2 separate regions of the Homo sapiens genome follow, and region 1 is linked to region 2. A link is a contact called in ENCODE Hi-C data. All regions are on one chromosome and are shown on one strand. The core of a region is the stretch at or near the end of the contact, and the rest is flanking DNA. Distances in the headings are between cores, read along the strand shown.

The links. A loop is a pair of places that touch in the nucleus more often than their neighbours do. Pooled maps may share reads with other maps.
Region 1: a loop to region 2 is called in a pooled map, with 3 times the contacts of the local background. The contact joins two enhancer-like sites. A Hi-C loop is called at or near these places in 4 of 168 maps with a recorded cell type or tissue (PC-9, endothelial cell of umbilical vein, mammary epithelial cell and 1 more) and 7 of 50 pooled maps.

Annotation. Positions count from the first base shown.
Region 1 is chr18:13,628,083-13,631,589 of GRCh38, forward strand. All of the region lies in intron 5 of LDLRAD4 (low density lipoprotein receptor class A domain containing 4), which reads left to right. Among named protein-coding and RNA genes, the nearest start is that of MIR4526, 19 kb to the left of the region's middle. Within about 2 kb of position 2,234, at least 5 of the 41 ENCODE cell types and tissues checked have a DNase peak (open chromatin) inside an H3K27ac peak, as active enhancers do.
Region 2 is chr18:12,919,810-12,923,287 of GRCh38, forward strand. No RefSeq gene overlaps it. Among named protein-coding and RNA genes, the nearest start is that of SEH1L, 26 kb to the right of the region's middle. Within about 2 kb of position 1,487, at least 3 of the 41 ENCODE cell types and tissues checked have a DNase peak (open chromatin) inside an H3K27ac peak, as active enhancers do.

The DNA.
Region 1 (3,507 bases), core at 984-3,483, 710 kb after region 2:
AGGGGTTTCAGCGCCACACTGTTCATTCCCACTGCGGCTGGAGCGCTGGCTCGCTGTGCCCTGCTGCTCTCACTCCTGCCCACCTCATACGTTTAGAAAAGCATGTGGAAAACGATGGAAAGGAATGATTTTCAGTAAGGCTTGAAGGAGTGGACTAAAGGGCTTACTGATGCAGTTGTACTCGGTCTGCCTCTGACACTCCAGACTAAAGAAAAGAGCCACAGGCTTCCTCTGGCATCATTGTGGGGATGAACCGCAGGGGACCGTTTCCCTGCAGGCAAGGCAGACCCTGCTGCACCACAGACCAGATGTGTGTGTTTGTCGGTTGTCCAGTGACAGCTCTCCGTTACTGCATTTCACGGAAACTGCATTTCCAAGAGCTTAGGGTCCGGCGGGTTGGCCGCAGCATGTCTGTCTGAGTGAGCAAGGACTTCCAATTATCAGGCTGCCCAGGTGGTCATTTGAAAGGTTTTGCCCTTTGCTATGTCTAATTGAAGCATTAGAGGATAGACAATTTCACATCACCTCAAAATGAGAACATCTCCCTTCAATTAAGGGAAACAGGAGGCCAAGCGGCCCGGCAGAAACTGCATAAGGATGCTGGACCCCAGCTGCACGCAGATTCCCACCTGAACCACAGTGGGCAGAGCTTTGGAAGAGTCAATGCTTATCTTTAAAGTGACAGTGTCTCAAATAGTCCTTCTACTGATGTTGGCACTGCTCAGAATGTTTGGGAATTACCTTCAGGTTTTGGGGTTATTTTTAAGTGACAAGATCTCACTTTGTTGCGCAGGCTGGAGTATAGTGGCATGATCATAACTCACTGCAGCCTCGAACATTTAGGCTCAACTGATCCCCCTGCCTCAGCCTCCTGCGTAGCTGTGACTATAGGCACGCGCAACCATGCCTGGCTAATTTTTAAATTTTTTGTAGAGACAAGATCTCACTGTGTTGCCCAGGCTGGTCTTGAACTCCTTGCCTCAAACGATCTTCCCACTTCAGCCTCCCAAAGTGCTAGGATTACAGGCCTGAGCCACTGCACCTGACTGGGTTGTTTTTATTTGTTTGTTTGTTTTTTTAATCAAGGGAAATTTTTTAAAAGCTTCTCCACAATGGCAAATCTTCCTTTGCAAAGAGCAAATAGTTTTGCTCTTGGGGATAGATTTGATTTTTGGTACCAGCCAAAATCCATTTAGAGTTAAGTCTTGTTCATTATATGGGTGATCAAACCAAATGATACAATTTTGGTGCAAAGGCAAGCACGACTCAATTAGTGAGACTGACGTCCGAGTTACAAACTGATCTGTAGAGAAAGGTCAGGAAGGACCCACAGCAAACTGACAGCTGTGCCTGGGAAGGAAGTAAGGACAAAGGAACACTGATCTGTGCAGTAAAACTTTTATGGTAAGAATGTATTCATGTATTACCTTTGCAATTACAAAACATCCTCTGATCATGTAAACTGATGCTAAAGGCAGTAATGTTCTGGGCATCTATAGACTCCCAGAGTAATTCATTTGAACATGGTTTCTATGGTGGCTAAAATAATAATTTTAAATAAAATGTATGAACATTTTTATCAACAAATTTATAGTAATCTTTTAAATATATAAGGTATTAGCATTAATAATCTAATAGTAAAATCTGTTGGTTTATTTTTTGCTTAGTCCTTGAAAGTTGGTGTGGTTTGTTCTGAAAAAAAAAAAGAGAAGAAGATTAAAAATTATCTTAATGATCATAACTCTGGGTGGCCCCTGTTGGGGAGGCTCACCAGGCTGGGGTCTGGCTCTTGGCAAAGCCCCAGCAGCTCTGTGACCTTGGGTGAAGGTCACAGAAAATCCCCTCTGAGCTCTGACTTCTTCTCACATGTGAGACGAGGCAACTGGTGCTGAAATCAGGATGATGCCTGCCTGGATCTTGTGTGGTTCCACATTTTCCTGCTGCCTGGAACTTTCTCATTCCCAGGCTGATTCCTCTTGAAGTCCGATTGCTCACTAACCCCAGCACCAAGCTGGGAGAGGCACCTCATATTGCTTTTCCCCGCTAGCCCATTGCATTGTCCCAGAAATAGAAAGGATTCCCTTCCTTTTCTTCCAGCAGACCTTCCTAGATGATTTGTCTTTTCTCTTAAGGGACGTGCCCTAGATTGAGCAGAGTTGGGGGATCTTGAATCTGAGAAGTCTGATGATGGATTCCCCAGGAGGAAGAAAGGGGGAGGTGCAGTCTCTGACAGCCAGGGGTACTGGCCTCACATCCAGGCTGTGACTGCCATCTAGAGTGGAAAGGACGGTAGTGATAAAATATCAGGATGGTGGAGAGGCTGCATGAAAAAAGGGAGAAAACAGGGAAAATTGATTTTATCAGAAGGCAAAGGTGTTGCTGAATATCCAAAGATCAATTTCACCTCTTCTTTGAAATTCTCACTGTGGAACAGGGGAAAAATAGATTTCCAACTATTTGAGGCCATAAAATACATTCATTCACTGGGAGGTTAGCCCTTGGGTAGAATCAGAATACCCAGCAGTAGTCTTGCTTTACCGCAGACTGACCGAGGTGCCTAGAGAGGAATATGCCCTCTGTCCTCAGTTTCCCCCCATCTAAAATGAGGGATAACTGGCTTCATTCGGAGGCCTTCAATCTGTATCTTGCCATGAAGAACAGTAAGAAATACATTTTATATCACAACACAAAAGCCTCCTATAATGCAATTAAGGCAGAGGTTTTACAAAACAATACTTACAGTGTGCTCAGATCATTTCTGTTCTGTTTCAGTTTTTGGAATGCTGGCTGTGACCCACTTAAATGGATTTTCCAGCTCTCTAAGAGGCTGCAAAGCACATGGTGGAAAACACTGTGTTCAGTGCTCTCCCTGGTTGTTTCCAGTCCCCACATCTGATCATTCCTGGGGTCCTCTGTGTGTGTGTGGAAAGGAGAGTGTAGCTGAGAGCATAAGCCCAGCAGGGTTCGGGCGTGGTGTGGCCTTGCACACGTGGACGCATGGCAGCAGGCGACAGCCCATGGTGCAGCACAAGGGAACCCTCAGTAAGTCATGGCTGCAGACGACTGTCCTTTAATAATATGAGATGTACTGGTTGGAAGAAAAATGATCCAATAAATACAGAAATGAAAAGGATTATAAAATAGTGCTACGAACAATTGTATGCAAACCAATTGGATAACCTAGATGAAATGAAAAGATATTAGAAACAGCCTACCAAGACTGAATCATGAAGAAATAGAAAATCTTAATAGATCTATAGCTAGTAAGGAGATTGAACCAATGGTCTAAAATCTCCAACCTGGACCACATGGCTTCAGTGGTGAATTCTACCAAACATTTAAAGAATTGACATCAATCCTTCTTAAACTTCTAGAAATTTCAAGAGGTGGGAACACTTCCTAACTCATTATGAGATGAGGCCAGCATTCCTGATACCAAAGCCAGACAAAGACACAGCAGAAAAAGATAACCATAGACTAATATTTCTTATAAATATTGATGCAAAA
Region 2 (3,478 bases), core at 237-2,736:
ACAGGCAATCAACAGAGTGGGAGAAAATCTTCACAATCTATACATCTGCAAAGGACTAATATCCAGAATCTATAATGAACTCAAACAAATTAGGAAGAAAAAAACAAACAATCCCATCAAAAAGTGGGCTAAAGGACATGAACAGACAATTCTCAGAAGAAGATATACAAATGGCCAACAAACATATGAAAAAATGCTTAACATCACTAATTATCAGGGAAATGCAAATCAAAACCACAATGCGATACCACAATGTGATACCACAATCCTGCAAGAATGGCCATAATAAAAACAATTGAAAAATAATAGATGTTGGCATGGATGCGGTGAACAGGGAACGCTTCTACACTGCTGGTGGGAATGTAAACTATACAGCCACTGTGGAAAACAGTGTGGAGATTCCTTAAAGAACTAAAAGTGGAACTACCATTTGATCCAGCAATCCCACCACTGGGTATCTATCAGAGGAAAACAGTCATTATACGAAAAAGATACTTGCACACGCATGTTTATAGCAGCACAATTCACAATTGCAAAAATGTGGAACCAACCCAAATGCCCATCAATCAACAAGTGGATAAAGAAACTGTGATATATACATATATATATACATACATATATAATATATATATACATATATATATATATACAATGCAATACTACTCAACCATAAAAAAGGATGAATTAATGGCATTTGCAGCAACCTGGATGAGACTGGAGACTATTATTCTAAGTGAAGTAACTCAGGAATGGAAAACCAAACATCATATGTTCTCACTCATAAGTGGGAGCTAAGCTATGAGGATGCAAAGGCATAAGAATAACACAATGGACTTTGGGGGATAAAGGGCAAGGGGTGGGAAGGGGATGAGGGATAAAATACTACAAATTAGGCCAGGCACGGTGGCTCACGCCTGTAATCCCAGCACTTTGGGAGGCCGAGGTGAGGTCAGGAGTTCAAGACCAGCCTGCCCAACACGGTGAAACCCCATCTCCACTAAAAATACAAAAATTAGCCGGGCATGGTAGCAAGCACCTGTAATCCCAGCTATTTGGGAGGTTGAGGCAGGAGAATCGCTTGAACCCGGGAGACGGAGGTTGCAGTGAGCCGAGATCGTGCCACTGCACTCCAGCCTGGTTGACAGAGCGAGACTCAGTGAAAAACAAACAAACCTACAAATTGGGTGCAGTGCGTACTGCTCGGATGATAGGTGCACCAAAATCTCAGAAATCAGCGCTAAAGAACTTATTCATGTAACCAAACGGCACCTGTTTCCCAGTAACCTATGGAAATAAAAATTAAAAAAAAAAATAAATAAAAGCTGCTGAAACCACTTAGCCTCCTTCACAGTGAAAATGGTGCTATGTTTTTCACGCCTATTTGCAAACTTTGTGCCAAACTAAATGTTAACAAGAACTTTAAAGAAAAGTTTCACCTCCAAACCACAAACAGTGCTCTGAAAGTGCAAAAACAGCAAAAAGTCAAACACAAACAAGCCTAAAGCTTTGTGAGGCCAGAAGAAACCACAGGTCATAGAAAAATACACTTTCCCTTTCACACTCTCAGTATCATACTCGGGGGCTGTCATGAGAGCGAGGGTGTCTGGGCTTAATACAGTCACCTTGCAGCACCTAAGCCATGACACCTCAGCTATCTGCGTGTAGCACAAGGAGGACACCGAACAGGGATGGAATGTGCACATCACTGAGAGCGTTTTTATGTTGACTTTCCTCTCTGTATCAGCACCAGAACGTCTTCCTGTTAGCTTCAGTGGTCTCTGTGTTGTCAAGGAAAATGACCCACAGTAACTGTCTACTCACCAGCTTTGCCTAAGTCACACTTATAAGGCTCTTGATGCGTAACAGGCTTATTAGTTTCCAAGCAGGTAGCATTGATTGGTAAAGGAGGAAAAGACTCCCCATTTATGCTATCAATCAGCCTCTCTTACAGTAATCTTTTAGGCATTTCAACAGCAAAATAGGCAGGTGTTTACCAAAAAAGCCTTCATAAGCACATCAAAGTTCATATTTTAGCTGCTTAAGAAAAAAAATTAACTATGGGACATTTCCATAAACAATAGACCAGGCACGGTAGCTCATGCCTGTAATCCCAGCACTCTGGGGGGCCGAGGCAGGTAGATCGTCTGAGGTCAAGAGTTCTAGGCCAGCCTGGCCAACATGGTGAAACTCTGTCTCTACCAAAAATACAAAACATTAGCTGGGCGTGGTAGTGCACGCCTGTAATCCCAGCTACGTGGGAGGCTGAAGCATGAGAATCACTTGAACCCGGGAGGTGGAGGTTGCAGTGAGCTGAGATCACACCACTGCACTCCAGCCTGGGCAACAAAGTGAGACTCCATCTCAATAAATAAATAAATAAATAAATAAATAAATAAATAAATAAATAAATATTTTGTCTTAATGACTCATTTGCAGAAGTCAATGTATCACTCAAGGCAATGAAGTTTAGCATTATAGAGTTCAAGATCATATACAAAGACCTGTCCTCAAATTCCCCTCAAATGAAAAACAGTATGCCAGTAAGCTTAGTAAATAATTCGTGGAAAAAAAAATACATCTCTAGAAAATGATTTTTTTAAATTTTATTCATTAGATTGCACTGTTTATAACAGCAACAAATTGGATGCCTGCCAGTAGAAAACTGGTTAAAATACTGGCACATAGTAAATGCTCACTAAATGCTTACTGAATGAATACATGAATGATAACAGTTTCCATTGCTTCCAAAGCTCCCTTGCTTCCCTCCTATTCTCTAGGCTCCTGTTGATTCTGTGAGCTCCAAAAGCTCTCCAGTAAATCTTGTCTCTGTTTATGATTGCAACCCAAAAAAGCTGATGGATACATAATATTAAATGTGGTAAAAAACCAAATTCACTTTATACCAATTCCATTCTACAAACAATATTATATTTCAGTTCAATATAATTATAAAGGTATAGTTTTAGAATTAGTTCCGTTGTTTCCTGATATACCAAATCCTACTTCAACCCTTAAGAGGTTTAAAAATAAAGTGAGGTCTCTTCACTTGACATATGTATCAGAATGGAACACTGGTAATTAGAAGACTTATCAGAGATCATAAGCTCCAATGGACAGAGATGTCCCAGACAGTCACAAGGTGAAAAAAGGTACACCAGTGACAATTAGGAAGACGCACAGGTTGGTGGTAGGCATATTGATTTAGTCGCAAGTAGAATTGGCCAAGTAGGACAATGAAGAAGGATACTGAAGGATATTGAAAGGATACTGAAAAACAGGGTCAAGGAAAGCAGAAGGCGCTCTTTACTGGAGGACTTAATACAAAATAGGTAGCAGGGAAACCCAAGATTATCCTATTCAAAATATGGGACCTGAAGGGCAGATCTAGTAGGGGAAAGCAGTTCTATGCTGTAACTTACACTCCACAAGTACTGCCATCCAAATAGCCTGTATTTGGGCTGGGTGCCGTGATTCACAC